4 separate regions of the Mus musculus genome follow, and all the other regions are linked to region 1. The links are chromatin loops, found by intact Hi-C in ENCODE. Cell type or tissue: left cerebral cortex. All regions are shown on one strand. Region 1 overlaps Ccdc174 (coiled-coil domain containing 174). Region 2 overlaps Nr2c2 (nuclear receptor subfamily 2, group C, member 2). Region 3 has its middle 11 kb from the start of Lsm3. Region 4 holds the start of Mrps25 (mitochondrial ribosomal protein S25).

The links. Peaks named below come from ENCODE experiments on the same cell type or tissue, not always from the same donor. Only the 100,000 strongest peaks of a DNase experiment are listed, where the experiment ranks them.
Region 2: it touches region 1 in a loop (2.9-fold over the local background); 4 of 42 quality-filtered maps call a loop at or near these places.
Region 3: a loop joins it to region 1, with 2.9 times the contacts of the local background. A loop is called at or near these places in 3 of 42 quality-filtered maps.
Region 4: a loop joins it to region 1, with 3 times the contacts of the local background. A loop is called at or near these places in 6 of 42 quality-filtered maps.

What each region holds. Positions count from the first base shown.
Region 1 is chr6:91,884,696-91,892,695 of GRCm38, reverse strand. It overlaps Ccdc174 (coiled-coil domain containing 174), which reads right to left. Exons shown (of 11, transcript NM_172730.2): 4 at 7,290-7,348; 5 at 4,446-4,626; 6 at 1,807-1,902. Among named protein-coding and RNA genes, the nearest start is that of Ccdc174, 11 kb to the right of the region's middle. In left cerebral cortex, no CTCF peak of the experiment used is centred here; DNase peaks (open chromatin) are centred at 755 and 3,208.
Region 2 is chr6:92,157,710-92,165,709 of GRCm38, reverse strand. Nr2c2 (nuclear receptor subfamily 2, group C, member 2) reads right to left here. Exons shown (of 15, transcript NM_001347342.1): 9 at 7,247-7,380; 10 at 6,321-6,498; 11 at 5,270-5,391; 12 at 3,658-3,797; 13 at 2,452-2,589; 14 at 1,417-1,522. Among named protein-coding and RNA genes, the nearest start is that of Gm46967, 4.3 kb to the right of the region's middle. In left cerebral cortex, a CTCF peak has its summit at 3,071 (motif pointing left); no DNase peak of the experiment used is centred here.
Region 3 is chr6:91,523,370-91,531,369 of GRCm38, reverse strand. No RefSeq gene overlaps it. Among named protein-coding and RNA genes, the nearest start is that of Lsm3, 11 kb to the right of the region's middle. In left cerebral cortex, a CTCF peak has its summit at 3,939 (motif pointing left); DNase peaks (open chromatin) are centred at 3,938 and 4,536.
Region 4 is chr6:92,181,656-92,189,655 of GRCm38, reverse strand. Mrps25 (mitochondrial ribosomal protein S25) reads left to right here and starts at 5,633. Exons shown (of 4, transcript NM_025578.4): 1 at 5,633-5,816. The coding sequence starts at 5,683. Rbsn (rabenosyn, RAB effector) reads left to right here. Exons shown (of 12, transcript NM_030081.3): 12 at 1-2,944. The coding sequence ends at 346. In left cerebral cortex, CTCF peaks have their summits at 4,535 (motif pointing left) and 5,208; DNase peaks (open chromatin) are centred at 5,229 and 5,635; H3K4me3 peaks cover 1,795 bases; H3K27ac peaks cover 967 bases.

The DNA.
Region 1 (8,000 bases):
CAGCATGAATGGAGAAGTCAGGAGACTGCTTTCAACTTTTAGGAATCTATTTATTTTCTCCATCTACTATGTGGGTTCCCAGGACTAAACTCAGCTCATTAAGCTTAGCAGCAAGTCCTTTAACACAATGAGCCATCTTGCTGACCTTATTTTATCATTTTTAAATCAATTCCCAGACTTACACATGAGCTTACACATGATGGATCTTGCCTCAGTGTTCAAGAAAAGTGACTTTTCCTTTCTTCCCTTGTCCTGCTGACATATGGGAGGTGGCCTAGCCAGGAACGATGACCACTCAACTTCTCTGAATGGCCTCTTGTCTGAAGACATGGTTGCGCTCTTACAGTGCCTCCAGTGTCCCAGCAGATGCCATGATTTGTGCTTACTCCAGGCCTACGCACAGGACGCCTTAACCTTGAAGGGCTCACGAAGGTGGAGCTTCTCTAATACTTTTCATATGAGGCTGACTACAGGGAATTCTAACCATCAAGATACTTTCAAACGTTTATTTCTTTGGTCTCATTAGAAATATTGTCATAGGCCTTTGTTTCAAAATACAAAGGCCTATGACTAAGAAGTGAATAAAAGCAAGTGAACCTTCTCCAACCCTCTGTCCACAAAGGCTGATTTGTGGCTAGGTTTGGGCTCATTCTGTATTTGCAACCTTCAGACACTCTTCCAAGGCAACAGCAAACTTATATAACCCTTTCAGCAGTTACATTGCACGTGACCAGAACAGGGTGCCTGCCTGGGAAGCTGAGTCAGAAGCTCAGGGAATAATGTGACTAATTCTCCCCAATCCTCCCAACCCCCAAAAAATGGGTTTCAGGGATCCATCCCATAATCAGCTTCCAAACGCTGACACCATTGCATACACTAGCAAGATTTTGCTGTAAGGACCCAGATATAGCTGTCTCTTGTGAGACTATGCCGGGGCCTAGCAAACACAGAAGTGGATGCTCACAGTCAGCTATTGGATGGATCACGGGGCCCCCAGTGGAGGAGCTAGAGAAAGTACCCAAGGAGCTAAAGGGAACTGCAACCCTATAGGTAGAACAACAATATGAACTAACCAGTACCCCGGAGCTCTTGTCTCTAGCTGCATATGTATCAAAAGATGGCCTAGTCGGCCATCACTGGAAAGAGAGGCCCTTTGGACTTGCAAACTTTATATGCCCCAGTACAGGGGAATGCCAGGACCAAAAAGGGGGAGTGGGTGGGTAGGGGGTTGGGGGGGTGGGTAGGGGGCTGGGGGGTGGGTAGGAGGGACTTTTGGGATAGCATTGGAAATGTAAACGAGGAAAATACCTAATTAAAAAAAAAAAAAGAACAGAGACAGATTGATAGTTTATAATCCTTGTCCTTTCCATCATTTTTGTAGAAGGTAGATTATTTTATTTTATTTTTATTTCACTTAAAAATTTTTATATCATTTGATTTTTCGAGATAACAACTGTTGTCACAATTTCTTGCTACTTAAAAATAGTCTCAAGCAACTCTAGTTGCCACAAAATATGAATAAAATACTACTATTCCATTTAGTTTTGTAAATGAAAAATAAATCTATTTTGTTGTATATGTCAAAAAAAATGGGTTTCAGAGGAAAAAAAAAAAAAGTCAAGTATTATGCATTCAGGTTGTTCCCTGAGCACAGAAGATTATGAAGTGTCTGGATATGCTAACTGTAGAGGCTTCAGTGTATTCTTACTATTAATGGTCTTTAGCAACATACAGTCATGCAGCAACCTCTCCCAGAAGACAATCCCTGTGGCTGTGTTCCACACAAAGGCCACATGTTAGACTTACAGTCTCCCCTGAAGATTTTTATCCATCTCCAATAGACTTGGTAAATCCTTTCTCATGCAGCGCCGGGATCGGCCCAAAGAGTCCACGTAATCCACCCTGTAAGTTAAGACATTGGGAAGACAGTTTGTACCATGGGCAGATCCCTGTGTCAGAGAATTGGCAATGTCATTATAGACATTACCAAGAACCTTGCAGCTAAGGGACCACGAGCACAGGGGGGGAAAAAAAAACCAAATAAACAAACAAACCACCAGCAGCTGAGACTCACTAAGCTTGCTGTGCCCTCTACTAAATCTCAGTTTTAGGAACTGTAGGAAGGAATTGATCATGTTTCTGATTTCAAAGACAAATTACCAATACAGAAACGGTGACATGGAAGAACTCTCTTAACTTGCATGTGCATTTTCCCCACTAGACTATGTACTCCAAATTTTCATTCTCCCTCCCCAGTGTACTCAGGTCTCACTCTTTATTACTCCTCTGCTTCTAACTGACACGTTCTCTCCAGCGAGCTTAAGAAGTTTTAATATAAGTCACGGTATCTTTTGGATCCACTTTGAGTAGGAGGAAGACAAACAGTATACACCTTTCTTCATCTTTCCCCCAAGACCAAGCATAAAGTTAAACAAAACATTGAGACTTCCTAACAACCAAGTATGGGCAGGTTTTTACAGAAACCATGTCCTTTACACTATGGTATAACATAATTTTCATATTTGTTATCACAAGCAATAAATCTCCCAGAGTCTGGAGCAGAGTTTAGGGCATACAGTTAAGGACTTAATAATATAGGACTTTAATAGTAAGCAAAGCAATTCAAGTTCCGATTCCACTGGCTGTGCTGTTGCCTGTAATTTCTTTCCTCTCAAGTGACGCTGGTTTCCTTGTTAGCTTTAAAAACCAAATGCTTGGGAATCCACTCCTTTAGTCTTATAGCTGATTGTCACAAGAAATCAAACCTACAACTAAACAAAACAGTGCCTTCATTTTCTTTTTTCTTGCTTTCTCTCCTTTTTTTTTTTTTACTGAATGAGAGAGAAAACCATCTAGCCAGATGGTCTGTGTAATTATTTACAGTATTTTTGCAGAAAGATTTTTCACCACCTGGGATCTAATTACCAAAAGGATTTACAAGTAGTCACAATTCTGAAGCTTAATTCAAAAACAAAAAGAGTGTGGGAACTGCTTGAAGTGTGTCTTACTGTACCATATGGTGGCATGTGACACCTTCAATTGCCCTCCAAATTCCTCAAATCGCTGGCAAGCTGCTTGTAATCATAAAGGCATTAATAAGAAAAGAATTAAGAGACATTAGACCATTCAAAGGAGATGGGATTTCTGCCTTGAAAAGCAATCATAGCTATTCTGTTCTGGAGCAAGCCTCCAAAGCACACAATGCCAACAAAGGGAATCCAGGAGTCAGCAATGGCTCTAGCTCATCAGCAACTGCTTACTGAGCAGTCCCAGTCAGCATGAACCTGGAGAGACTGGGGGAGTGAAGGAGGACTGTTCTCGGGAAACAGGAAGGGTTCGTGCCAGAAGACACAATTTAGGCAGATTACAAAAACAAGCAAAAGTTTGCCTCAAATGTTTTGCTGGTAAAAAGGCCTAGAATGGGTCAACTATAAATAAAAGATAAGATGCCTGCCCCCAACCTCCCCCCAAAATTAGTTCAGATGAGGAAGCAAGTACTTAAGACTAGAAAACTAGAAAGGCACAGAGAAGCCATGTTCTTCTCTGTGACCCATGTAGCATACAGTCACATGTCTACCCACAATAGTAACATTAGAAGTAAGTTATTTAAAAGTAAGAAAACATGGACCCCAGTGGACACCTTCAGCAATATAAAGAGGAAGGTTCTCCGACATCCTCAGAAGTAGGGATTTCTCTTTATGCATAAATACCTGTCCAAGGGGCGAATTTAAAGACTAAGAAACACTATAAACAGTTCTCTAAGAAATTCCCAACAAGAGTTTAAGAGAGGGCCAGCCCCAGCATGCAGTCAGGACATCGGTGATGTGTAAGCAATGGCAAGCTCTGCTAAGTGACTGTCTAAGTGACATGAAAGACACTGTGGTGGAATTTTCACTCTGATCTGCATAAGGTTGGGTTCCTCCATCTTTTATGTACATACAGGAAATGTCAATGAAGTTCTGCAAAGTATTTGCGTATGCTCCCAGAAGGGAACACACTTGCTTCCAGGAGGGAATTTAAGGGAGATGCAGTGGAGTTTTGGTGTTACCAGAAAACAGTGTAGCTAGAATACAGCTTGCTCAAAGGGGACCCCTTCCCAGGACCTAGCATCTGCACCAGGGCACACGTAAGGCAATAGCATGCAGTAAGGGAGCAGGGCATTGATGGACTGCTGCCCAGGGATCCTTGGGCCTGGACCACACTAGGCACAACATATAGATGCTCAATTCTTATCTGCAGTCACTAATGTTACCTCTCCACTGGCCCACCCATTTCTATATAATCGATACACTAGCTCATCCCAATTTAAAGGGATGGTTCTTGGAAAACAGAAAACCCAGGCAGAGTATGAAAAGAAATTGCCATAATAACGATCAAACAAAACATTTCTCAAAAAGCCAATGTGAGTCTGAGAGGATCACTTCGATCTGATCCCCATTACCCACCATTCCTCACTGGGGTCTTGAGGAGGAGGTATGTCTTTGTCAGAAAACTCTTCTTTATCATCATCATCTCTCTCTTCCTCGATTTGGGACTCTCTCGTGGCACCAAGCACCTCCATTTCTTTTCGCTTGTCTATGATCTTCTGTGTGAAATCCACAAGGTACATGTCCTCCACTTCCTCATCTAGGGCACAAAAATCAATTTACAGATTCTCGAAATTAAAAAAGAAAACCATAGCTGGAACTGAGAAGGGCCCCATTGTCTGACTGTTTGCCAGTCAATGCCTGCACCTGGGACAATTTGCAGACACAGCCACCAAGCACTTGACAGGAAGCTCTAAATAAGCCATCCATAACACCATTATACTCCAAAAAGCCGTGAGGCTCCTGCTGTGTTATCAACATGCTGAGTGAGCAGTAAGCCCACGTGAGACAACACACCTATTCAATTTTGAGCAAATCACAGTTGACAACATACAAGAGACACACAACAGCACGTCTCCCAGTCAAGAGAGTGGACCTTTCTTGCTGTGGTGTAACAGGCCTTTCTAAACATATGAGTTGCATCATTTAGCTCTTGCACTGGTGGAAAGAAGTGCTTGAAAGGTCCTAACACAGGTAAACAACGTGCTCTTAAGCTGGGGCATAGTGTGCACACCTTTAATCACAGCACTTAGGAGGCAGACGCAGGTAGATCTGTTTGAGGTCAGCCTAAATTACATAGTAAGCTCCAGGCCTTCCAGGGCTACACAGTGAGAACCTGCCTCTCTCACTTGCACACACACACACACACACATGTCCTCTGTTCTCACAAGTAGACATTGTTTTCAGGTGAGACTTGAAGTCAGGCTCTTCAGGATGGATTCAACATAGTTTTTTTTCTAAGGACAGAGACTGAGCAAGGACACTGGGTTCCCTATCACCAAGTGATGTCACCCCCTTTACAGTGTAACAGTGGAGACAGCTAAGGCTCCAAGACTTCACCAGCTCAGATACACAAGCAGAGTACTAAGTATTAAGAGATGGGCCTGCAGGATCTGACAAAACCCACTCTCCTCAGACATACTCCTTTGACTGAGTTACTATATTTTCTTGTTGTTTTTAATTACATGTACGGGGAGAGGAGTGCATGGGGGTTCAGGCACTCTCAGAAGGCAAAAGAGAACATCAGTTCTCCTACAGCTGAAGTTACAGGCAGTTGTGAGTTGCTCAAGAGGGGTGCTGGGAGTCAAACTCTGGTCCTCTGTAAGCACAGCAAGTGCTCTTAACTGTTAAGCCAGCCATCTCTCCAGCCTCTGGGTTTCAGTAGTAACAATAAAAGTTTGAATCAAAAGGAAAAGAAAAAAAAGAATAAAACAAAAAAGTTTTCAAAGCCACAAGAAGGAAGTGGTATGTTCTTTGAGAGCTGAAGTGCAGATGCACACGGTAGTGAGACATCCTAGAGATGAGCACCTTGCTCCTCTTCTGGAGGGCAGCATTCTCACCACAGCTTCCAGCTTTGGGAATGACTGACTTTTCCATGCTGGACTCCCTGAAGTGTAGAAAATCCATGCTATCTGAGAAGAGGCAAATGATGGCCCACAGCCACTGCAGTCTTGTGTGCTAGACACGGTAGAACTGCTGACCTGTAGCCCTTCCCCTCTCCCCTACAGGATCATTTTCTCCAGCTTACCATATTACAGCATTGCCCTCTAGAAATTTCCTGAATGCATACTTGGCTCTCCCTGCCTCCTGCCAATGGTGTGTGCACTGGCCCAGAAAGTCTCTTATACTGTTGTGCAACTATGAATACTGATTTCTATTTCAGGGGGATATGACAAAAGGGAATTGTATTACAGATGTTTAAACCAATTACAAGCACATCATACAACTACTAACAGACTATGCCATGAAGTCGAAATTACTTAGGGTATGGGACAATGTTAGCATAATAAAGGAAAAAGACAAGTTAAGGGGAGAAAAAGAGAAAGCAAAGTTAAATAAACTAAAAGAGAAAGAAGAGGAATAGACTAGACCATTCTGGAGAGAGAAAAAAAGAGTGAGCTAGGAATTATCAAAAAGAAAGATAAAGATTTCCCAACAGGATAAAGGTAGGAAGAGAACTAAAATTAAAAAGTGTAAGAGATGAATCAAAGGGAAAGCACTTGCTGCCCAATCATGAAGACCTGAGTTCAGATCCCCATAGTCTACATAAAGCCTGATTTGCAGCACATCTGTAATCCCAGCCCTCCTACGGCAGCAGCAAGATGGGAGGTGGAACAGACCCCTCCAGATTCTGTCTCAAACAAGGCTGAAGGTAAGGCTCTACACTAGCTCCACTCCCATGCTGTGGCATTAACATGTCTGCACTCACACACAATAACATACTCACAGCCACACACATCTGACATATACACAAAAATATAAATGCGATAGAAGAAAACACGGCAAAACATGAAGTTAAAAAAAATAAAAAGCATATCACAGAAATAAAACTGAAAATAGAAAGACAAAGGAAAGGAAAAAGGGACACAAAACCCCAAGAGCCTAGATGGGACCACAATTCTGCACAACCTTACTTTTCCCACATGCATGGCTGTCACTGAACGCAAGGCTGCTCCAGTTCAACCGCCTCCTTGGTGCTGTGCTCTCCTGCTCCACTGGATCTGCTGTGAAGGCTTCAGAACTGGCTCCCTATACTGCCCAGTCCCTGATGGCTCCTAACAAACTGCCTGGTACCCAACAGAACATCAAATTATTAGTGCAGACTTGATTTTTTAAATTTCTCCCTCTTAGAATCATTCAAACAATTAATACTGAAGATCTGTATGAATTCGAGACAATAAAGAAATAGAAACTTTTATTTACCTAGAAAATCTCCTTTAGTCATCTTTTCATATAATTTGGCCTTTTCTTCCAATTTTTCCCTAGGAGAAAAACATACAAGTATTAGACATGGTCTTACAACTGTCCTTCTGCCCCAAACTATCAGCTTGACAGCAGCTTCCTCAGAGGCCTGCCATGAAAAGATGGGTACAGCAAGTGCTGACTGCCCTGTCCTGAGAGATCTTCAGACCCACCACATCCACTTCACTGTGAAAGCAGCAGTGTGCCTACGAACCTGAAGCCATTCTTGGTACAGAGTAACTGCTCAGTAAGTTTCTGACAGTGAATAGATGGATGCACTGAGTTGAGGCTCCAACAGTTTAGCTGCTAAATACAACTTAAGTTACATGCCAGAAGAAAGATGTATCTAAACGTAACTTTTTTTTTTTTTTTTTTTTTTTAATTTCAAAAAGGATCACCAGATTCAAGGTAATCCCCTCTTTGCCATGGTGCTTTTAGACTAAGGTCCTGGTCATTTGTGGTTTATCACACTGCTTTATACCAAGTTATAGTTGTTAAAAGCATTAGCAATACTTATTTCAAAGAATACAAGAATACATTTAAGCCACAAACTAATATAAAACAAGCTACAACCCTGGTGTTTCAATATACTAGCCTCTCTGCTCACATAATTTTGGTGGCATTTATCATGACAGACTAAAAAGGCCACCATAATTACCTAAAAAGAGAAGC
Region 2 (8,000 bases), 270 kb before region 1:
TACTTCAGGAGAATTAATATAAAAAAAGACACAAAAGCCTGAAAAGTGAGTTACAGGGACTGTGAGATGGCTCAGTAGGTAAATGAGTGTTCCAAAGAACCTGACCATATGTTCAAGCTCCAGGACAGAGGGAGAAAACTCCCAAGGATTGTCCTCTGACCTCCAATGAAGCACCTGTGCCTCTTACATATCACATGCACACATACACACACCGCTCTAGAAAGTATATAAAAAGAAAAATACAACACAATATGCTATCTATTAAAGACTGAAGAAATGCTGAAATGAGTTTTTGATTCATGTAGGATAGCTTTCCTCATTTTGGCCCTGAATCTCATAAGTGCCTTCTTCACCTTTCCTGCCCTGGGTCTCTGTCTTGGATAGGATTGACTCAGGCTTAAAAATGAAACATCTGCTTTCTAATGCTGCAGAATTATGGTTCAAGAGTGAGGGGCTCTGCTTTCAGACTCCAAGGCCATCTATTGACCATAGACACCATGGAAACACTGTGGCCTCAGAAGAGAACAACCTCCTTACACACCAGACCAGAATTGTGGGTATGATACATACATTGATACATACATACATACATACACACACAGACACACACACACACACAGCCCCGTTCTCGTATCATGTGACTCAAGGTCTTCAATGATCCTAGTGGAAGTTGGTTTTGGGAAACTGCATCTGTGCTAAGGAGATGTACAAAAAACTGTCTTGACTTTACACAGAGAAACCCACCAGAGCCACTGGCACAATAGCATTTCCTTTGAGAAGTACACGGCAGGAAGAAGTAGTCCTGGCAGTTCAGGGAGCCTAATTCTAATTCTGCTCAGAGGATCCAAGTCTGGGGAAAGCAGGCTAACCGTCTTTCTGGATTGTTACTTTTGTTTACTTTGGGAGGAAAGGGAGAGTTAGAAAATTGGGCCTGGAAAAGCTTGCCATACATTCTATTTTTTGGCAGATCAACTATACTGTCAAAATATGTATTAGGCTAATATACATCCTATTGTTAAGATATTACCAATTAATTCTCACCTATATAAAAGGACTTTTTCCCCCATCAGTTTTATCTAAGGGCAAAATTGCCTTACGTAACTCACTTCTTAATTTGGGCCAGATTTCATTTTTGTTAAGGACTTTAATGCTGCCTCTCCCCATGAGTGCTAAGCACCTCTCTAATGTGTGAGGAGTTAGTTCCAGAAGAGTATTCCTTTTCTGACTGTCACCAGCAGTCAGAAGCATCCAGCCTGGCATTCTCTTATGTTTGTGCTCTTTCTTTCTTATACCTGGAGATGTTAGTGATCTAAAGGAGGCTCTCTACACTGCCAGAATCTGACCCAGCCACATGCCCTACCACACCCCATCCCGCCCCACCCATTCTTTTGTGTGGGGCATGGCCTTGTGCCTCACCTGTAAGTATCTTCAGAGTAGGTTTTCTGCACATAGTCCTGTAATTCCATCTGTGCCTTCTCCTGAAATTTCTCAATCTGGCTTGTGCCTGTCAAACCTGGATGATCTGAAAACAGAAAAGTAAACCCCAAGTTTCTTTCTGAATTTGGAAAGTATTATAGAAATCTTAATCTTTCTTTTTAGTCTGTTGATTGATACGTATCAAATATAAGCAACTGAACTTGAAGGTTGGCTCAATGAATTGGGAAGCTGTCACAATACTGGCTTTGCCTCTGTATTTTTCCAAGGCTGTAAGAGTCCTAGGAAGGTGGGTGGCTCCCAGGTAGAGCCTAACAGCCTTACCTAAACAGCACCCCTGAATTGGCTCTAGACTTCCTGCTTTATACTACTCTAGGAAAGAGAGATTTCTAAATATATATGAGAAATAGTCTCTTTTCAGATGTTTAATTACATAATGACTCCTTTTCAATAGATAGCTTTGTTATGGTAGGAGTCTGAGGAAGAAGAAAACAGTTATGCTACATTCAGCTCTTGCTGTTGAGGTCAGTGGTAAGCCCAGATGACTTCTCCAGAGGTTTGGAGAACAGTTAGAGAAGAAGAATGTGAGGCCAGTCCAGGTGCCTTTTTCGTTCCACCAGGAATTCTCTGCCTCTTCAGCTGCTATACATAGTCAGGCCTATTGTTATCCAGAGTCAGTAAAGGTGAATTCCAATCTACCTGGATTATACACAACTAGAGAACCTGGAAATGGGAGAGCCCAAACAAGAAAAATAGCACTGGATGGTGGTCCTATTTGGACAATGGCTTGGTTGAGGTGCAAATTAAATGTATTCAGAACATGAATCCCCAGGAACATTTCTTTAGGGCTAAAGAGCAAGAATTATTGATGTTTGATACCAAAGCACTTATTAATAACACTCTAGGTTATATAAAATATTAAAGGGCTTTCCTACACAACTGATGACAATATGGCCATGTTCAGAAACATCAGTAGACACAGTGCAAAGTGTCACAAGTCCCCACCACATATCTTACCGGGACTAAAGAGAACTATAGCTTTAAGGTATGCGTACTCATAGCCGTCTATATCCAGTTTCGCCATGCTGTTACAGAACTCCTGCAGCTTCCAGATGTGCTCCATCACTTGCTTTATCCGGTCACCAGAAAGCTTATCTAGGAAAAAAAAAAAAAATCACAGAACCTCTGAGGTAAACTAAGAACAAGATCAGTCTTTTAAGGAGCATCACAGACAAATGGAGGCTAAGTTCACTTTCTAAAGAGAACCAAGTCATTTCAAGCTTGTCAAGGGCTGCATTTCCAGATGAAAGTGGAGTATCAAGAGGTGCTTGTTCCTGGAGAGATGGTTCAGGAGTTAAGAGCACTCAATGCTCTTACAGAGGACCCGGTTTCAGTTCCCAGGACCACACAACAGTGTTTCACAATCATCTGTAACATCAGTTCTGGGAGATTTGATGCCCTCTTTTAATTTCTGGACATTGTACACACATGGCACAGGCACATATATACAAGAAATCTTTTTTTAAAGGGTACTCAAGGGCTGGAGAAATGGTGGTTAAAAGCACTGGCTACTCTTCTAGGGATCCCGAGTTCAATTCCCAGCAACCACATGGTGTTTCTGTAGTGGGATATTATGATGCCCTCTTCTGGTGTGTCTGAAGACCTACAGTGTACTTATATACATAATATAAATAAGAAAAAAATCTTAAATTACCTCAGTAATGCACCTAATTCAGCCTGTAGTTGCCAAGGGTTAATTCCTTCATGGCAACTCATGCCTCAGTTCACAGGGGCTAGCTTCTGCAGGGCTAAAATGAATTTTCTATTGCCACAGCTGCTACTCCACTTGACTATCAAATTTATTAGATGCCATTACAGATCTTACTACAGGACAGATGTTTGTCCATTCACAAAGATCAGCTGGGTCGGGGCTGGAGAGATGGCTCAGCGGTTAAGAGCACTGACTGCTCTTCCGAAGGTCCTTCCTGAGTTCAAATCCCAGCATCCACATGGTGGCTCACAACCATCTGTACTAAGATCTGATGCCCTCTTCTGGAGTATCTGAAGACAGCTACAGTGTACTTACAATCAATCAATCAATCAATCAATCAATCTTTAAAAAAAAAAAAAAAGATCAGCTGGGTCAACTTGACACAGGCTGGGCTTTGATCCAGGCACAGATTGGATAAAGATATATTCCACTCCCATAGCCCTAGGACCTACCTTCCTGGATGCTGTTCTGTAGGTGGTTGACAATGGCTGCCAGGATGGTGGAGAGACTCATGACCTGGGCACACTGGGCCAGGCCAAGAGTGAAGAGCTCATTCCAGCAGGCCCTCACCAGGCTGGTATTACAGTCCTGTCTGGGAACACAAGGATAAGGCTGAGTGTGTTTCATGTGGCTGACTCTAGGCATGTGAGCTTTATGGACTTAAAGCCCTAGCACTATCCACCACCTAGCAAGGGTGTGAAAATGGTTTATTATACGTTCAGGTCATTCCCAGAAAAATGACCCAAGTCCTTGAGTAAGTCCATGAAGGTTTTAAGTTTAAGTAAAGTCCCTTAGGAAAAATCCACATGGTGGAGAGAACTGATATCCCCAAATATTCCTCTGATCTCTTTATGCAAGCTGTGACAAACAGTTTTAAAAAACATCCTTTATATGTATGTGATTATATGTACATGATTGTATGGGTGTATGTGCATGCGCACATTTGCATTCAGGCCAGAGGTCAACATCAGAGTCTCTTACTGATTTTGGTGCTTACTGATCTGGAGGAGGTTTCAAAATGCTCAGATTAAAACACAAAAACAAAAACCCCACCCAGGGAACTAAGACCACCACTGTTTAGCTGCACATCAGGACACCTTCATATAACAGTACTGATAACCCTGAGATGTCAACTATCTTCCAAATGGCAGCAAGGGCAGGCAGTCAAGAATTTGCAGATGTTCATTCAACAGTTACTGCCTGTCGAGTTGCCCTAAGAATGACAAACTAAACCATCTCTCCTTTAATAATGGTAAATTACTGTCACTATTACATTTGGGGACATATGCCACATCACCCAGCCCAGGAGCACATTTCTATCTGCAGATCCCCTTCAGTCTTCAGCTCTAGATTAAGAGCTTTGTAAGATTTTACTTCTGGCAAGGATTTTTACAGAGAAGAAAACTGAAGATTCATAGAAGTGAGACAATGTTCCCACAGCCTTATAGCTGTCAAATGCTGTTCTTAATGATTCTCAATCCCAATCTGCTTACCCTAGGCCACTGGTATGAACCAGTGGACAATCTAATGTTTCCCATGTATCACCTATGGTGGTTACCCTGCAGCATGCATCCATTCATTACATTCCCAGTATCACGTGGTTGTTTATGTTCTAGCCAGACTGCATGCCACAATGGTGGCCTAGTCCAATTGGACATTAGTTACTTAGCATAGTAGCAGAGCTGGCATTGGGACTGACAGGGAAACAGGATCACCAAACAGTGATATTCATGAACAAGCAAGCAGGAGGGGCTTCCTGCAGAGATGACACAAGCCAGTGGTCCTCACTGGCTGCTCAACAGTGAGGCAAGGCAATGTATACACACAAACCATTGCTCTTGACACTCATCCTATCAAAGGCCAGACACATCTCCTAGCAACAAATCCTTGGCAACAAGAACTATTGTTTCTTTCAGTCTGCTGACTATATTTAATACAACTTTGGGTCACTGAATAAGGTAAATTGGAACAATGACACTGTAAAGGACCTCAGGGAACTTGTGGGCCATTAATGGAAGAACAAATCCCACTACTCAAGGACATCCAGGAATAAAAGCCACTTACCCAAGTGCCTGGAAGGCTGGGATTGACCTTGCCCAGTGCATGGAGAGGAAAAGCAGGCGGGATGCAGACTCACAGATGTAATGTACATTGAGGTACTCTGGCATAGGACTGGGCATTGTAAGCTGGAAAATAAAAGGTGTTGTGACACAAGAGCTAAAGGAGGGACAGGTGCTCTTGTCAACTTATCTCCTGTTTCAACAATGGTAACTGTCTCAGATCTCAAAGAACTTCCAAAAGCCTGTCACTAGTGGAATATGTGACCATGTAGCCAAGGCTTTCACCAGCTCCCATGGTTTCTTGCTCAGTGACTGGAGTCCAGCAGTCTGGATTGGGGTTCAGGAGCCTATAGGACACTTTCCAGCTCACCTATACAAAGATGTTTTCAACAACTCTGACCTCAGCTATGCTGTTGTTATTAGCCCTAATTCACTGGCCAAGTGTTTTTAAGGGTAGCTTCAAGATGGTAATGAAAAGGTGCTGGGCAACGTAACATCTTAATGGAAGAACAGCCTGCCAAGGTTCCATATGCTATGATGTCCTCAAAAGGACTAGTGTCTTGGAAGCAACCTGAGAAACAAACCTTGGACAACTATAGTCAGGGACCCTATCTACCCAAATGACTGTCTAGATATCTCCAGTACAGAGTGTACTAAGACAAGAGATTCATTCTGGAGACTATAGATTGGAGAGCCTTCTGATGCCCTGTCGGGAGAGCAGACACAGAAAGAGCATGGGAAAGACTGAGAACCTACTAGTATTCTACATAGTAGAGAGGCCAACAGGTGCCTGGCCGAGCCTGTGTTGCTGTCATAGGAAAAGGCAGAGCAACCAGCCCCTGATCCTCAGTGGCTAGCACCATGGCAGTCTATCTTGGCTGTGATGTGCCACACTTATTGGAGGGTCATTTTCAACAAGAATATGCTTTGGAATTCAAGATTCTGCCACAATTACAAAATGAACTCATTGCAAGGTCTGACTTTTGAAACTGTATAGGTAAAGCACCTGGCTCTAGCAAACAGGGGAAGTAGATAGCATGTGCTAACGTACTCACCTTGAATGTGACATGTGTGTCTGAAAGGAGAGGGCCTTCAACTTCAATGATGGGTGTTGACTGATCTCTGCTGATGACATGGATACTCCCTCCTCCACTAGCATCTATCCCATCTGCCAGGCTTGGAGGTGAAGCACTATCTGTGGTATTAAGTGCTTTCGCTAAGGTGTCAAATGCCCTACGAGCAAAAATGAAACAGACATCATCAATGGCAAATAAACAGTAAGAAAGCCCTAGCTAATTCTACTTAGATCTCATGTGCTTTCCTCTACACCGAGGTCTCAATATTGCATCGGATTACAAATTAACAGGAGGACTGTGTAGCTCCCAGTAAGTCCCCATCTGGCCTGACACTAAGGCCAGAATAGAGCACAGAAGAGTAAAACACAAGGGCCAAGCAGCAGGGAAGAAACACCCTGAGCAGCTAGCCAATGCCACCTGGAACCAACTATTGCTTTCCATTAGCTAGCATGTACCACTCAGAAAACAGGTGTGAGCAAAGAGAAACAGAAACAGAAAGAGGTATGCTGTTTTGTGCAGGTTCATTACACAGTGCTCGAGTCAAAGAACATTTGTTTGATGAAGACCCCGGTTTAAGGAGCCAACTGCAGCTCTGACTGCCTTATTGTCACATGATATAAGTGGGTTCTCCTTCATTGTAAATTCCCATAGTTAAATGTGGAAGACAACAGATATGTGGGGTTGTTTTGACAACTTTATAGTTCTTTAATTAGACACAAGTTGGAGTATTTTTGAAGTATGTAGTTCACTGGCACAGCGCTTGTCTTATACACAAGCAGAGGCAGAGGTCAATTTCCAGGACCAAAAATAAAAATATAAAACTCATTTATAGCATAAGTGCCAAATGTTGGCATCTATCCTTACAACACAGTGCCAGGAATGTAGAGTATCAGAGGGGCTCATACCGAGTAATCTCACTTGCAGACTGGTCCTCTGGCTGCATTTCTGAAGCATCACCGTTGTTCAAAGATTCACTCAGGTTGGCCAAAGAGGTCACTACATTTGCCAGTGTACCTAGAGCTCCTTGGCTTGTTTCAGCCTATTAAAAAAATAATAGTAATATAGTAACACTAAAAAATGAGCATACACAGGAGAATGACTTAAGGGCAATGAAATGAAGAAGGTATCATGTTTATCTAAGGCCAGCTTCTAGGTGTGAATGGAGTCATGCTAGGAAGATCTTTTTGTATATCAACTGGATCAGAATGGATCAGGCTTTTGTGTTTTTGTATTTTGGTTACAGCCACATACACAGATCCACATATGTGATGCAATAACATTGTGATAAAATGACAGAACAGATAAAGTAGCACACCACTCCACCCAGCCCCAGTAGCAAAGTTTAAGCACAGAACTGATTAATAAATTACGGTAGAACCACAACATACTGTGCAGATGGCACAATGGGAGATGACCTCTTGGACCAACAGACATCTCAGTCTATAAGTTCGTTATTTATGGCTCATTTGTTAGCCTATTACAAATTATCTAATGGGAAAGAACTGGAGCTTTTACAAAAGGCTGCTTTAGAAAAAATAGCTACCTTCCCAGCATAATGGGAGCCTGCCAATATGTAGAATAAGGGGATTACATTAATAGGGAACAGAACCATAGAATGTCTACAAAGATGCCATGTGAAGAACCATTGAATGTCCACAA
Region 3 (8,000 bases), 360 kb after region 1:
TCTTGCTTCCTAGAGTTCCCACGGCCACCCAATGGCACCGTAATCTAAGGCCAAGCCCCTTACCCACATGGGTTTTGGGTGCCCTAAGGCTCACTGAACCAAATCTCTACTCTAGAAGTTGGTATTTTACTGTGAGAAGGAGTTTTTGTGTTCACACTTCTTTCTATAATCATCTTATAACTACAAAATCACAGATTCACACATTAATAGTTTGTATCACTACAATCAGATTCATCTAAAATCAGACCACTCTTTAAACTGGCTTCTGGAGCTGGCATCACCCTCATTTTTGAAGTTTCCTTGCTTTGTGTGTATGTAGGTGTGCACACACGTGTGTGCATGTGTACAGATACACTTACTTGCAGGCGGGTATGGAGAGGCCAGAGGATAACCTCAAATGATATCCTCAGGCACAGCCTGCTCACCTATTTTTGAGACATTCCCTCACAGGCTAGGAACTCCCCAAGTTGGTTACGCTGGTTCACCAGGGAGCCCTAGGGATCCAGCTGTCTCCGTTTACCCATCACTAGGATTACAAGCGCACGCCACCATGTCCAGCCTTTTAGAGTGAATACAGGGATCAGATTTAAGTCTTAGTGCTTACAGGGCCATGCACTTTGCTGACTGGGCTACATCCGCAGGTTTTCCCCTGCTCTCTGACGTAGTAGGATGTTTCAAGATTCTCTGGTTCTTTCTTTGCCTCAGCCCTGGCCTGAGCCTTTTCTCTACCAAGCCTGAGCCTTTCAGTGTGCAAAGATAATTAAGATGTGAGACCCAGGCAGGCCAGGCTCTTCTCCCAGTGTTTCATGGCTTCTGAGTCCCTCAAGACAGGGATGAGAGACATCTCAATTCCTAACATGTATGAATCACCAAGAACAGTTGATCCAACAGGTCTTGTTTGCTAGTGGGGATGGCACTGGGAATCTGAACTCTGACAGCTTCGGGGAATTCTTGTGCTCCCGACCCACAAGACAGGTTGAACATGAAGGATGGAAGCCAGTACTTCTCAGAACCTGGTAGGCATGTCACCTCAGAGCTTGTTTAAATGTGTGCTCCTGACTCTATACCCCAAATTGCTCATTTGGTATCTTAGGAATTGGGAAGGAGGTCTTGCTTTGCTATTGTTCTAAGCACATTGAGTTTCTAACACATCTCCAGGTACTGTTGCTGCTTCTACTGACCTGAGATTGCATTTTGAAAAACACTCATCCAGACATTGGCTCTGAAAGCGGCTACACACTAGACTTCTTAGAGGAGATGTTTTACTCTTTTGTTTGTTTGTGTTTAAATATCAACCCAGAAGGCTCTAGAAACTGTGACTTAGTTGGTGTAGGATATTTTGATCATCAAGAATTTTATGAACTTGGCAAGTGGGGCTGTTGCTCAGCACAACTGGAGATGATTCTAAGGGGAGGGAGGGTCCAGTGGGAAGGGACTTAGGAGGCACTGAGCCTGACCTGTGTGAGGAATAGCAAAGCAGCCAGTGGGTTTGGTTTGAAGGAGGAGAGGAAGGTGAGAAAGGCAGGTGGGGTAAGAGGTGGGTGAGATGGGCCATGTATCTGAATGCTGCTCCAGTGGTCTGGGGAGCCTGGGGGTCGGCAGCAAGCTGGGCCTTCTGTCTGGAGAGTCTTTACTCCAGTCAATCCGAGGCCAGCTATCTTTTTACCAATCTTGGATTCTCCCTAGCGATGTGCGGCTGTGATGAAGGATGAAGGTGCTCCACTGTTGCAGGATATTTGATCACAGTGTGAACCCTGAGATTGTTTTGTTCACTGGAAAAACCCGTTTCTAGTTGTAGTGTGGCTCGATCTTAGTACACACCTTTAATTCTAAACAACGAAGAGAAAGTTAGTTTGTAGAAGGAAGCACCCATATTTGAAAGTGAGAATGAGAAGGTAAAGACAGAATGAGCCAGAGAATGAGAAGGAGCCAGAAGATTAGAACAGATTGCTAGAGTTAGTTTGAGGCCGAGTAGGGCAATTCAGTCAGAGACCAAGAGAAGCCAGATTCAATCAGTCAGCTTGGAGAGGAGTTTGAGCCAGAACAGCTGAGTTGAACCAGTCAGCCAGAGCTCAAAAAGAAATAGAAACAGTGAATTTGTTCAGCAGTAAGTTTCAGAAGCTGAGACATTCTAGGCCTAGCTAAGATTGTATGGTTGCTAGAAGCTTCTAGGATTAGGCCTAGGTTAGCAGATTGAGGCAGTAGGCCTTGGAGACAACAATTAGTACAGGTAAATAAAAGTTCCTTTTACACGCCACAGCTTTCTTCTCATATTTTGAATACTGCCCATGGATTTGAAACCTTTGAAAAAGAAGTCTAGACAAAGTAATAAAGTACTGTGTTGTGGAACAGGGACTTGGCAGGTAGGGGACATCTTCAGTCATTCACAACAATGTGAGTGCTTCTACTTATACATTGTTAAGATGGTACATTTTATCTTATGCTGTGTGTGTATATATGTATGTGCACATTGGTAAAATGGTGTGTGTGTATGTGTGTTTGTGTGTATTGTGAGAATACAGGTGCAGGCCACCAGAGCACATGAAATAAATAGTTTGGGACAACTATTTACTTTGACAGAATGATTCCTTACATGAAGTTCTACACGTGGCTTACCTACAAAGCAGGGCATCTGGGCTCCAAAGACATGATTGTTTGACATGCAGCATGGCAGAAACATCAGCCCGAAGAGCAAGGCCGGCTGCTTTGATCCCTCCTGCAATGGCTCTGCCCTCTAAGGATATCGTGCAATCCAGTGTGCTTGAACTAAACCCGAGTGTTGCCACACAATTCTCTCCACATCTATTTTGACTCTGGCAGTTGCTAACCTTGCTTCTAGGAAAAGGTGGGGGTGGGGACCCCTGTTGGTGAGACTCTACTGTTCTGAGCATGTGAGAGCGCTGGCTGAGCGGAGGCAGGGATGAGCTGCTCCTGGGTAGCTTTCAGCAACACTCCTGGGCCCTGATAGTTGGCAGAGGCCTGGCACCAGCTCTGTCACCCTGCCGTGAGGATGACCTGCCCTTTCCCTCCGTTATTTGAGCTCTGGGCCAGAGCTGATGGTGATGTCATCGTCTTGTGATGTTGTTAGGTGACCTTGGTCATGAGGCTGGTTCTGCTTGTTTCTCTCACACCTGACAACTGAGATGAGAAAAGCATTGCTGGGAACCAAAGAGGGAAAGACGGAGGACCCTGCAAGGGAGAACTCTGCCAATCCCCAAACCCTAAGCACAACTGCCTTGGATCCAACCTAGTTTCTAGTGGTTCTAGGCCTGGAAAAGCTGTAAAGGAAAAAGAGAAGAAGACATCAGTGAGGGCTGGGCGCAGTTCAGTAACAAAGCACTTGGCTAGCTCCTATCTTATGAAGGAAGAAACTGGATTGAAGGGACTGAGTCTAGTGTTCAGCTAGTTGTAAATGCAAGGTTTCTTGTCTCCTCATCTGTATCCTTACCTTGTAATACAAATGATGGCTCTCGGGTATCTTTCAATCTCTCTAAACCTGTTGAATCAATAACAAAGTGCCCTTAGGTTGGGAGGACAGCACAAATGAGGACATTCAGGCTGACAGCAGGAACAAGAATCTGCTCAGTAAGATGGCAAAGTCTGGCCTTGAACTCCCTGCCCCACAAAGCTCAGCTCCACCAGCGAGATACACCCAGGACCAGAGTGCTGGGGAAACCATCTTGCCTAGACTGTGTGTGCTCTTGTGGATGGTTCCAGCTCAGCATCACAGGAGCCGCCACTGTTAGGATACTTTGCCTGAAAACGGTCTCCTGGGGCTGTGGAGCATGTGATGTTGTCTGTCCTGTGCTTCTGGAAGCACGGTTGGATTTTCACATAGTTTGCATTTAAGGAATTAAATGGCACAGTTTGCCATCTAATATGTTGACAATGAACCGAGACAAACTGAAAGGGAATAGTGAAGAGTGTAGCACCCTCTAGTGTCAAAACAAGCTCTTGACTGATCCTGGAAACTTGAATAAGAGCAACAGACCTGGTATGCTACATAGTAGGTTGTGGTGATGGCTGTGTGCTTCACAAGCAACAAGAAAAGATTTTAAGTTTTCACCAGAAATAAACTAAATTTAATTATTCTAAAATACATGTTTGGAGATAAACATTTATATTCACTAAGATCCCACCCAATGTGTACCTGTTTACTTATGTGTGCCTATTTTATGTGCTTGTCTATTGAGATTAAGATCTTGATTCATAGCCCTTGGCTGGCCTAGAACTTGTAATCCTCAGCCCCTTGACTGCTGAGATTACAGTTATCCACCACAATGCCAAGCTCCAGTGTTTAGCTTTTATGTACCAGCTAAAAATACATTTAATTGAGGAAGGAAAAAAAAAAAGACATACAAGTTTAGGTGAATTCTCTTAGAAGTACTCTTCATTTCCCCTTGTGTGAGCAAGTGAGACCCAGGAATGGGGGGAAGCTTGCCAAAAGCCACAAAGCGTGTTGGTGACAGAGTCAAGACTGGCAGGTTTGTTACCCACCTCTGCTTTCTCCAGGAGGCATTTACTCCATAGCGAGCACGGACGGAAGACTGGGTCTCATTTAGCCCAACAGCAGCTGCTCACTCAGAAGGAAGAATCCTACCAAAGGGGAAAAGGAGGGGAGGTGGCTGGCATGTGATCTGAAGGGACCACAGCCCTCAGACTATACACTCTATTCAGGGGCTGCGGAGCTGTGTGAACAGCCCTGCTGCAGCTGAGCCCCACAGTGCCCTGGTTCCATTTCAGAGTGCTATTTGTTGGGTGCTGTGACCTAGGCAGGTCTCTTCCACTCCCTAGGTCTTTGTATTCCCACTGTGAGATCAAAGTACTGAGTGAAGTCAGGCTTTCTCACTTTGTTGAATGCCCAACTAGACGCAGAATTCTCTAGCACTGGCCTCTTTGCTGACCTTCAGCCAGGGTGGTAGTGGTGGTGAGGGATCCTCACTGCTCTGACAGATCCTCACAGAGCCTATCATCCTGAGAGACAGACTCCCTTAAGATGCTCTGCCTCCTTCTCCCTCCCTTCCTTGCTTCAGGCCCTTAGTTGGTCCTGTTGCAGATCCTGGCACATGGTAAACATCTTTGTTCCTCTCTGGTGTGGAGTATGTGTTCACGTGTGTGTGTGTGTGTGTGTGTGTGTGTGCTTGCTTGGAGAGGTCAGAGGTTTATGTTTTATCATTCTCCACCTTATTTTTTGAGACAGGGTCTCTCACTGAACCTGAGGCTTACTGTCTCAGCAAAACTAGCTAGCCAGCAAGCTCTGCTGACCTTCCAGGGCTGGCTTTGCAGGTTCGTTCCGACATACCTTGCTTTTCACATGGGTGCTAGGATCTGACCTTAGATCCTCATGTCCGCTTGGCAAAAAAACACTGAGCTATTTTCTCAGCCCTTGCAAAGTACATTTTAACTGGACAAATCAAAATATTTCAAAGCCAGGTTGCCCTGAAAACGACTTAGGGAGACGGCGTAGAGCAGCTGGACTAAGGCAGCTTAAAGGAGTGACTTCTGTCCACTGCTCATGACCTCTCTGTGCTGCTTCCAACCTGGGGACAATTCCTGGGCTGCTCATGTAGACACTCGTTAGTCCTCACAGCTGACCTTAGGGCACTTCATCTGCTTAGCTGGCACATGGCACAGCTGTGCTTTGTAGCTTGGTTATCTGGCTCCATGATACTGCAAGATCCCCTTGCAACTGTGGGAACTTTCCCAACCCACAAAGGACAACTGGGGGGCTCCTGGCAACACCTCACCCTGGATGTCCATGGCACAGGAAGTGGATGGGAAGAATACCAAGAAAAGAATCCCTCAGGGGTAATCAATATCAGAAACCACAGTGGGGCATGCTGTATCCACACCCATGAAACTTAAACTTCAGCCAAGAAAATAAGAATCGACATGCTCTGTTTGAGTGGAGCAACAGGCCTGCAGGAGTTGAAAACATCGGGCCTTGTAGTCCTCATTTCTTGGTGTTTTCCATGTAAACTGATGCCTGGCTAGGTGCCCGCAGCTGGCGCCTGCTGGTAGTCTCAGGCACATGGTGGCAGAAGATGGCTGAGGGGTGAAAGGAGGTAAGCCTTGCTGAGTTGTGGGGACCCCAGTATTGAAGAATGATGTCCACAGCTTGCCTCTCCAAAGTACCACTGGCCCCTTCTGCCTGCAATGCACAGCATAGCACTGCAGGCCCGGTATCATTTAATCTTCACCCATTCAGCATTGCTGGAGGACAAGCTGTTGGCCAGGCCTCAGCCTGGGGTTGTGAAAACAAGCAGTCACTTGTCTGATGGGACTGTGTTCAACTCTAAGTTCTCAGAAGCAGAGGAGCCAATACCTATATCTGGCTTAGGAACCCGACCCAGTGCTGCAGCAGGACTCTACAGGTACCCTCCTCCCCACCACCCCCCACTCCCCGGGTCCTGCTGCCACCATGCTGCCCAGTCTGTTACTGAACAAGCCTAAGCTTTGCCCACCTTGATTTCTTGAGAGGCTCCAGAGCTTCTGATGAGATTTCACAGCAATAGCCTGAGGTGTGTCCCAAGAAATCTGTCACTACTAATTTCAGCAACTTATAACTGACTTATCTATAGAACAGGCCTTCTTTGCCTCTGGCAGTGTCTCATTTTGGCTGCCAATGAGAGAGGTGGGGAGCATCCTGCTCAGGCCCGGCTCACTGAAGCCTCCATTCTCACAGCTGGATGAACAGCCTACGGTTGAGCACAAGATGTTTGAATCTGCCATAGGGAAGTGCTTGCCCTGAGCTCAATAAAGAGCCAAGTGACAGGGCTACCCACAGTGCTTACTTTCCTTAAACAACAGAAATTCTCTGCGTTTGGGGCAAGCCAGGATGGCTTCTTCGTTTCCAGTGGTGTGTGTGTGTTCATCACAGGTAAGCTTTGCTCACTGCTAGTAGCTGCTCACAGGATGGGACAGCAATGGCCGAGTATTACCCCTGAAGAGTAAATTAGAGGTCATGGGAAATATGGCTGATACCTCGTATTGGGGCAGATCTTTGAAATTTACTGCTTAAAACTGTCACTTGTAGCTAATGATTATAGATTAACATTAGTCAAGTTACTTGGATTTCAAATAAAGCACACTGCAAATATAGCTTGGTCTTTGTGAGAAGCAATCACCATTCCGAATTATCTCTTTCATGAAATAACCAACCCAGGAATGAAGGTGTGGCATTTGCTATGCCCATCTAGTTGACAAGAAGCAACTTACAGAAGGGTTTACTTTGGCTTACACTTTGAGGGTACATTACTCAAGTAGGGAAGGCACTGTGGGGGGGGGGGGCTCAGCTGTGATGGCAGGAGCATGGTGCACTTGTTTACATCTGGGGGGTCAGGAAGCAGACAGAACAGGATGCAGGGTTGGACTATAAATATAAAACCTTAAGGTCACCCCTCAATTACCCCATAAAGGTTTCATAGCTTCCCAAACAGCAGCACCAGCCGGGGGCCAAGCACTGAAACACCCGAGGCTTTGGCGGACAGTCCATATTGTAACCATCACAGACGGTGTGCTACAGAAACCACTCTTACTAATTCCAGCAAGCATGGCATATCCAGCTGAGTGTTCTCTGACCATAAGTCTAAGACATCCTTGCTAGGAACCCTTTGCCGTAAGGCCTAGACAGTACCACTTCAAACCAATAGTGGTAGCCCTGGTATGGGGGTCAGCGGCAGGAGGTCTGCTTGAGTCCCAAACCTGAAGAAGCTGCCAACCTTACAAACCCGTTTGCTCCTTTTAAGACTGTGGGACTTCTGAGGACTATGATAGAGGCTTTGCCAGAGGCATGCTAGTCGGTGAGTTAGTGAGGGCCATTGCTGCTAGAATTTGGCTAAGCTGTCTACTCAGGAAGGGGATCTCAAGGAATGACTACTTGACACAGTCAAAATCCCCAGTCCTATGTTTCCCACAGTGAACAGGACATCACCCAGCACAGCTAAAGCCTAAGGACAGTGTCAGGGTGGTCAGGGCCAAGGGAGGGTTCTGCCCCACCT
Region 4 (8,000 bases), 300 kb before region 1:
AGAGGAGGTGGCAGAGTTGGGGGCAGGAAATCCCTTCACCGACCCAGACAGTCCAGCACCCAACCCTTTTGATGAGGATGACGGTCCCAGGCCTGCCAGTCCAGCCGCCCCTGGAAACCCTTTTGAAGAGTGCCCCTCCACCAACCCCTTCGAGGTGGACAGTGATAGTGGCATGGAGGCCGAGGAACACATCGAGGAGGAGCTGCTCCTGCAGCAAATTGACAACATCAAGGCTTACATCTTTGATGCCAAGCAGTGTGGGCGAATGGACGAGGTTGAGGTTCTAACGGAGAACCTCCGGGAGCTGAAGTGCACCCTGGCTAAGCAGAAGGGGGCCCCTAATTGACAGCAATGGGCAGGAACTGGGCAGAGTCTTGGGCAGCAGGATATCAAGTGTGAGGTGGGGATGGGCAGGCATCTGAACACACACAGGTTGGGGTGGGAACAGTAGTCTCTTGCTGTGCACTTTGAGACATTTCCACTACAGTTGAGCAAGAACGGGAAAAACAATCGGCATTCATGTGCTGGTTTTTCTGTATTCTTTTTTTAATGAAGTATTCCATTTTCAGGGGACTTTACCATTTTATTTTCAAGATACAGCTCTGTTGGGCCAAGGCAGAAATGGCTCATGGGCACCTCTTAGTTCATTTTCTGCGGACTGTTGTTGGTCATTATGCAGTATTATAGGGCAGCCCTTGACAGGCCCTTCCTGTAGCCAGGATAGGCAGGGCTCTAGCAGAAGTCTGTCCTGACTTGGTTGTTCCCTTTCAGCACGTCACTTAGGGAGATACTGCTGTGAAGCCCAGTGGGACCAGGGCCTCTTTATGGATGGCAGGAATGTTGCCAGTGTTGTCCCCTCCCAGTTAAAGGAAGTAAAATTCCCAAGTGTGAGGGTAGTGGGCTGGTGGTGTCAGTGTGAGCTTGACTGTGAGATAGTAGTGTTCAACTTTTTGGCGGATGTTATGGTTTGGAGAAGTTTCTACTTATGCAGCTGTCTGATCCCCTGGGAACCTCCTTCCAGGTCTTTGGTAGAATGACCGTTCTGCAGGTCACATTCAAGGGCCTGTTGATTTGGAATTGTGACTGGGAAGCTTCTGTGGAGTATTAGCAGGTGATGGAACACTTCTGAGTCAGGATGATTCTAGTAACTTCAAGGCCCTCCAGTCAGCCCTCTTCCTTGTGGTTTATCCTGACCTGGGAAACTGGTAAGATGTACTGAGAAATGGAAATATTTGAGGCACAGCCTGAGACCATTCCACAGCCCTGAAGTACTTGAACTCTTGATAGAAAACAGAAAGGGAAGTTATGTAGCTTAGTACTTTGGTTTACAGGAACAGATCGATTGACAGATGACCTTGTAAGGTTCTTGGTGTGCTCAGCTCTGGGTAATTTCTTTGGTGATGATACTCTTTAGTTAATGGACAATAACTGTCCACTAGTCACTTTCCCCTCAGCTTTCTCTGGGCCATGCCTTTTGTTGGTTACTGGTGTATAAGCTGAAAGTCTTCTGTCACATTCTGGTGAAGATCCATCTAGGTGGTAAGAATGTTATCTGGGTGCAAAGATCTCTATGTTGGCAGCTTTAATCCCAGTTCATTAGTACATGTTGGGGCTTTGGCTGGATAGAGAGCCCTGTATGGGGCTATGGGAAGGGCTGGAGAAGGAGGGAGCGTATGAACCCTTTGAGTTCTGCTGACAGGTGTTTACTGGCCTGCTAGTAGATTACCAGCCATTTGCCAGCTCTGTTGGTGTCAAGATGTTCTGGAAGGTAGGCAGCCTGGCATTTTATGTTACCTGGGGCAGGCTACCTCTTTCTAAAGCCCAGGCTCCAGGCATGCCCACCATATCTGCCCTGCTTGGTCTGCTATTGTGTCATGGACAAAGAGGCAGTGCTAACACAAGAATGAAGCTAAATTCTGGTTTCCACCATTACTTTTCCAGACTCAAATCAGGTGTTCAGGGTGGTACAACTGTAGACAATGCTTTTCTTATAAGACTGGGCTTCTTAATTAGCTGTGAGTGACTCGATGGGCAGTAGTGGCACATGACTTTTATCCCAGCACTTGGGAAGTAGAGGCAGGAATTTCTGAGTTCCAATCCAGCCTGGTCTACAGAGTGAGTTCCAGGACAGCCAGGGCTACACAGAGAAACCCTGTCTCAAAAAACAAACAAATAAATAAATAAACAAAAATAAAAATTGAGAAAAAAATTATCTAGTGACTTATTAAATGTACTTCTTTCTGGAACTCACCCCAGGTAGCAGTCTGACTGAGAGCATGGAGAAAACAAATGCTTTTAGACTGACTGACTATTAAACCGGGTGAACCCAGATCCCAGAGGGTTTCCTGAGTTTCTCATTGAATTCCTCGCTGACCATATTCTGAAAGTCCAACAGAACACGAGAGACTTGTCTGCCCCTTGTCTGGATCAGCTCCCAGAATGCATGCAGGTCAGAGTTGGTTTGCAGAGGGGGTTTGGCCTGTGAGGGAACCACAGTGCCAGCTTCTTACCGTGGGTGAATACTCGATGATTCCCAAGGATGGAGCACGTCCTTGATACGGTGTTGGCAGATCCCTTAGGTGTAGGTCCTGTTCATAGTGGACAGGCTTCTTGCTTATTCCCTTCTAACAACACTAAGGAACTGGAGCCTCATCACTGCACTTACCACATATCATGTCTTTGTCGTCAGACAGTAAAACATCTTTCTAAGTCATCATGAGCCATATTGTGTAGCTATGCCATGCGGTTCAAATTGTGGAATTGGCCTCGGTACGAGGTCAGACTAGAGGAGCTCGGTGTGCTGGTAATCATGATGACTGTCAGCAAGATGGTCATTGATGCGCATGCACTACACTGGGGCCTTGTATTAGAGGCTTTTATTAAAAACATTAAAATATCATTTATGTAAGGCTTTTATTAAAAAAATAACATGTTCATGGCTGGACTTGTGTGTGCTTAAAACGTCCCTTCACTTCCTTTTTGTAATGTGTGTGTGAATGTTTGCATGTGCACATGGAGGGGTGTGTGTGTGTGTGAGTGAGTGAATGTTTGCATGTGCACGTGGAGACCAGAGGACAACCTTGGGTATTAGTCTTAGGAAACCCATCCGCCTTTTAGGCAGGGTTTCTCATCCTGAAGCTTTCCAGTTAGGCTAGACTGGCTGGTCATCGACTCTACAGTCCTATCCCCACCAGAAACTGAAGCTCGGAGGGGTGAGGGAGCCTGGGGCTGGCATTTGCACCAGGCACTGGTACATTTCACACTTTACCTCAGCTCTGCCAACAGGTCTGTGTTGTGTTGTTTGACAAAGAACAGATTGGATACTTACAACTCATTTGCCATCAGTATTTAGGTGGGTTTGGGTTGGCTCAGGAATGGTGAAGAGGGAAGGGCTCAGCTATTACATAGACCAAAGAGACAGCAGCTGAACAATCTGGAAAGAAGTTAGGTGCGGCTAAATGGGTTTCTACAGTGACTTCATCTGGGCCTGGAGCCCAGGTCTGTCTGATTTGGGACCCAAGGCTGTTTATGTGGGCTGCTGGGTGTCTCCTGTGGATGCAGTATCATCTTCTGTGATGAAACTTCAAGGTCTGCAGCCTCCCCAGAAGCCTAGCACAATTTTTTTTTAAAGACTTATTTGAGTACACTGTCACTGTCCTCAGACACACCAGAAGAGGGCATCAGATCCCGTTACAGGTGGTTGTGAGCCACCATGTGGCTGCTGGGAATTGAACTCAGGACCTCTAAAAGAACAGTCAGTGCTCTTAACCTTGCCTAGCAGAATCTTAATCACTTAAGGATCTTAATCACTTAATGATTTCAGTTGCAGCGTCTTTCGGAAGTTGTCAGTCTTCTTACAAGCAGCAGCTGGCTTGAAGAAAAACCAGTAACCTTTCTTGGAGCCATTAGGAAACTGATTTGCAGGGCTCAGTTTCCTCCCAGCACCTGCAGTGGTGAGTTCAGAGTAAGCCAAGATCTGATGGCTGCAGCAGAACCCATGACTTGTAGGAATACCAGTAGTAACTTTGGTTTTTGTTATTGGGCTGTGAGTGAGGACAGTTAACAGTAAGACTCCCTCTTACTGTCAATGGTTTTCTCTTAATAATCCTATGTCCATTTCCTGTTAATTGGCTGTTCCTCCTCTTGATCTACGGTTGACTTTATTTAATCCCGTTTACAGTATTGAAGCAGCTCTTGGATTAAAGGTGTGTGCTGAGACTGAGCCATACCACAACTAAAAAAGGTTTTTCCAGTAAGTAACACCATTGTGGGGCTCACAGTGTGATTAGATACCCTGCAGCCGCCTGCTGCACTCTCAAGGGTATGCTCTAGAAGCTTACCTTCCTCTTCAGACATGTAGTTATAGCTGAAGCTTATTAGTGATGTGTTCACATATATGCAGGCAAAACACTCATACATAGGGGCTGGAGAGATGGCTCAGTGGTTTAGAGCACTGACTGTTCTTCCAGAGGTCCTGAGTTCAATTCCCAGAACCCACATAGTGGCTCACAACCATCTGTAATGGAATCCGATGCCCTCTTCTGGTGTGTCTGAAGACAGCTACAGTGTACTCATAAATAAAATTAATAAATCTTTTAAAAAATATAGACATAAAGTAAAAAAAAAAAAACTAAAACAATTTACAATTTGGTAGCTGGGGAGATGGCTCGGTGGGTAAGAGTACTTGAGGGTCTGAGTTCTGATCCCAGGATCCATGTAAAAATCTAGGTGAGATCATCTGTGCCTGTAACCCCAGAAGTGTGGGTTACAATCCCAATTGCTGGAGCTTACTAAGAGAACAGAAACACAGCAGGACACTTTTCCCCCAGCCTTCATGTGTGCACAGGACATGTCTAGAATTGTTGGATTATTTGAGCAGAGGAAAGAACACTTAAGTTTTGAAAAAAAAATACTAGAATAAAAGATTAACAGATGAAAAATGCTCTAATGGGCTTATCAGTAGACAGTTCATCTATGAAGCCTGGGAAGTCAGTTGAAAATTTACATAATTACAAAGGGAAAAAATCTTGAGAATCCTATAGAAAAATTAATTTCAGCCATAAACAGCGATTAAAAATTACAGTGGGGCTGGAAAAATGGCTTAGCAGTTCAGTGCACTTGCTGCTCTTTTAGAGGTCCCACATGGCAGTTCACAGCTCTGTAAGGTCAATTTCAGGGGACCCAACGCCCTCTTCCAGCCTCTGCGGGCACTGCGTGTATGTGGTGCACAGCCACAACACACAAGCAAAACAGTAAGGTAAAAATAAATCCTAAAAAAAAAAATGCAGCGCAGAGTGACATGTTGATTGTTGACTTGTCATATCTGTCACAACCACTCTTAACAAGCGAACGACCCCCTCCTCTAAGCAGAGTCCTTTGAGGCAGACCCTGACGCGCCAGAGCAAGCCACTCTTTCCTCCTTTGCAAATAAGTTTTCCCTTTGAATCAACAGCGACTTTTCCGTCAAGCTCTTCACTTCAGAACTGGAGATCTTGGGAGAAGATAATTGGTTTCTGTGAAGACAAAAACGACAGGTTGATTCCCAACGCTGAGGCGGCTGCGAGCCCGGGCCCAAACTACGAGTCCCAGGCTGCCCCGCGGCCGCGCTGGCCGCCGGGAAGTGCCTCCCAAGATTCCCGGAGCCGCGCTGGTCCGCGGCTTGAGGAGTTCCTGACTTCCACCATGCCGATGAAGGGTCGCTTCCCGATCCGCCGTACGCTGCAGTACCTGGGTCGCGGGGACGTGGTATTCAAGGAGTCTGTGAAGATCATGACCGTGAACTACAACACGTATGGGGAACTGGGCGAAGGCGCCAGGTCAGTGTGGGTCACAGCCCTCGGGGTTCAGTGAAAGAAGCTGAGGCAGTGGAGGGCATCCCGACTGATCCCCGATAGAAACCCGAGTGCTCCTCCACCGGAGGGATGGGTTGCGGCTGGAAGGCTGGCCCCTTGTGCGAGGCTGTGGCGCGGGGAACGCCTTGGGAGCGGAGTAGTAAGTTTCCGCACCTGTGCACAGCATGGCTTGCTGCTGCTTAGGACACTTGATGAATGAAAGGTTTCATTGACCCGTTTATCATCTCTGAGCAATGCTTTGGACCCTTCCGAACTTACTGCACATTTATTGAGCGCCCAAAACGCTGGGTTCAGTACTGGGATTTTCCACAGTACGGGATAAACATGACTGTAGATAGAAGTGGATTTGTAGAACGGATCAGAAAGAGAGAAGAGAATAATTTTCAAGGTGGAGAGTGGCCCCTGTGGCAAAGACCTTGACTTCATGAGAGCCAGAAGCCGCCTTCAAGCCATTTTCTCTGGTCAAGTTGACCCCCAAGACCTAAGATTTGCTAGCCTGGGATCTGCTGGGGTGAGGGCTCTCTGGAACCCTCTCGGTGGACCAGAGGGTTCGGGCTCTACTCCCCACTTGTCAGGAGTTTATGCATATGCAAAGGCCTCTTAACTAGTTGTATGACCTTGGGATCACACAAGTTCTCTCAACTTCTGACAGCATTTTTCCTAGGCGGAACACCACAACATCAGTGTGTTGGTGGTGGTGTGGGGTTGCTGGAGAATAAAGTGCCTGGCAGAGTGCAACAGGTGCTGACCTTGTGCCCATTTGATCCAGTAGGTGCATCTATATCTATCTGGTTTGTGGGCACAAGGCTCTGTGCTTTGGGATGGGAAGACAGAGACTTGCTGACAAGTTCTGCCTTCAAGCTTTTGGGTGGTGTGCTGTGGAGCTTTCAGGGCAGTGTTTCCTCCCCAGAAGCAGTTCTTTCACTTTTTCAAGTTTTGTGTTGATGTAATTACTTAAAGGTCTCCACCCCACCCGACCCTGTGTTTGTGTATGTGTGGATACATTAGCATTCAACCAAAGATAATGTTTCTAAGGAGCTGGCTGACTTGGTTTCTTTTTGAAATAGGGTCTCTCAGCCTGGGCTTCATGGATTCAGCTAGGCTGGTCAGTAAGCCTGGAGCCAGCAAGCAAGGGCTCACACCTGGCCTTTTACCTCTCTCTCTCTCTCTCTCTCTCTCTCTCTCTGTCTGTCTGTCTCTCTCTGTGTGTGTGTGTTTTGTATGTCATGAGAGTTTATTTACACCATATGTGTGCAGGTGCCCATGAAGCCAGAGGGTGTTGGATTCTCTGGCACTGGAGTTACAAGTGGTTGTGAGGCACTTGATGTGGGTACTGGGAACTGAACTCAGGTCCTCTGGAAGAACAGTAAGCACTCTTAATTGCTGGGCCATTTCTCCAACCTCAAGTAAAATCTTCCTTAAGTTTTAATTGAGATAGGGTCTCACGGTGTGCCTAGCTGGCCTGGAACTCCTTTATAAACCAGGCTAGCTTCCAGCTAACAACAGATCTTCTTGCTTATCTCTGCTTCCTGACTACTGAGTTTAAAGATGTGTGACACCACACCTGGCTTGCTTGTAAAAATGTATATGTGAGTGTTTTACCTCCATGTATGTATGTGCACCACATTGGTGCCTGGTGTCCATGGGATTAGAGTTACAGATGGTTATGAGCCACCATATGGGTGCTGGGAACTGAACCTGAGTCCTCTGCAAAAGCAACAAGTTCTCTTAACCACTGAGCCATCTCTATAACCCCCTACCTGTTTGTTTGTTTTTTAAGTGGATCCCGGAGCTCAGAGTCTGGTTGTCTTGCATGTATAATAAGCTCCTTAGTGATTGAGCCATCTCAATAGCACCCTTTTGACGTATTAGACCCTGCGGAAGAGGAGTATGGTTCTCATGGCCGTTGCCTCTGCCTGTACACACATCTGCATCCTGTTCAGCCTATCCTCCCTCGAAGGTCACTTCTGAACAGTCAGAACATGAGTTCTCTGATAATTTAAACACTGTGAAGACTCATTTTCTGTGACTTCAAGCCAAAGGGGAACGTGTGATTAATTTTCCTTCTTGGCTTTAACAAATCCTTGTGTTAGCCGTGTTTAATCGCTTCATTTTTGGCACTTTAATTGCAGATTCTGTCCCAGTTGT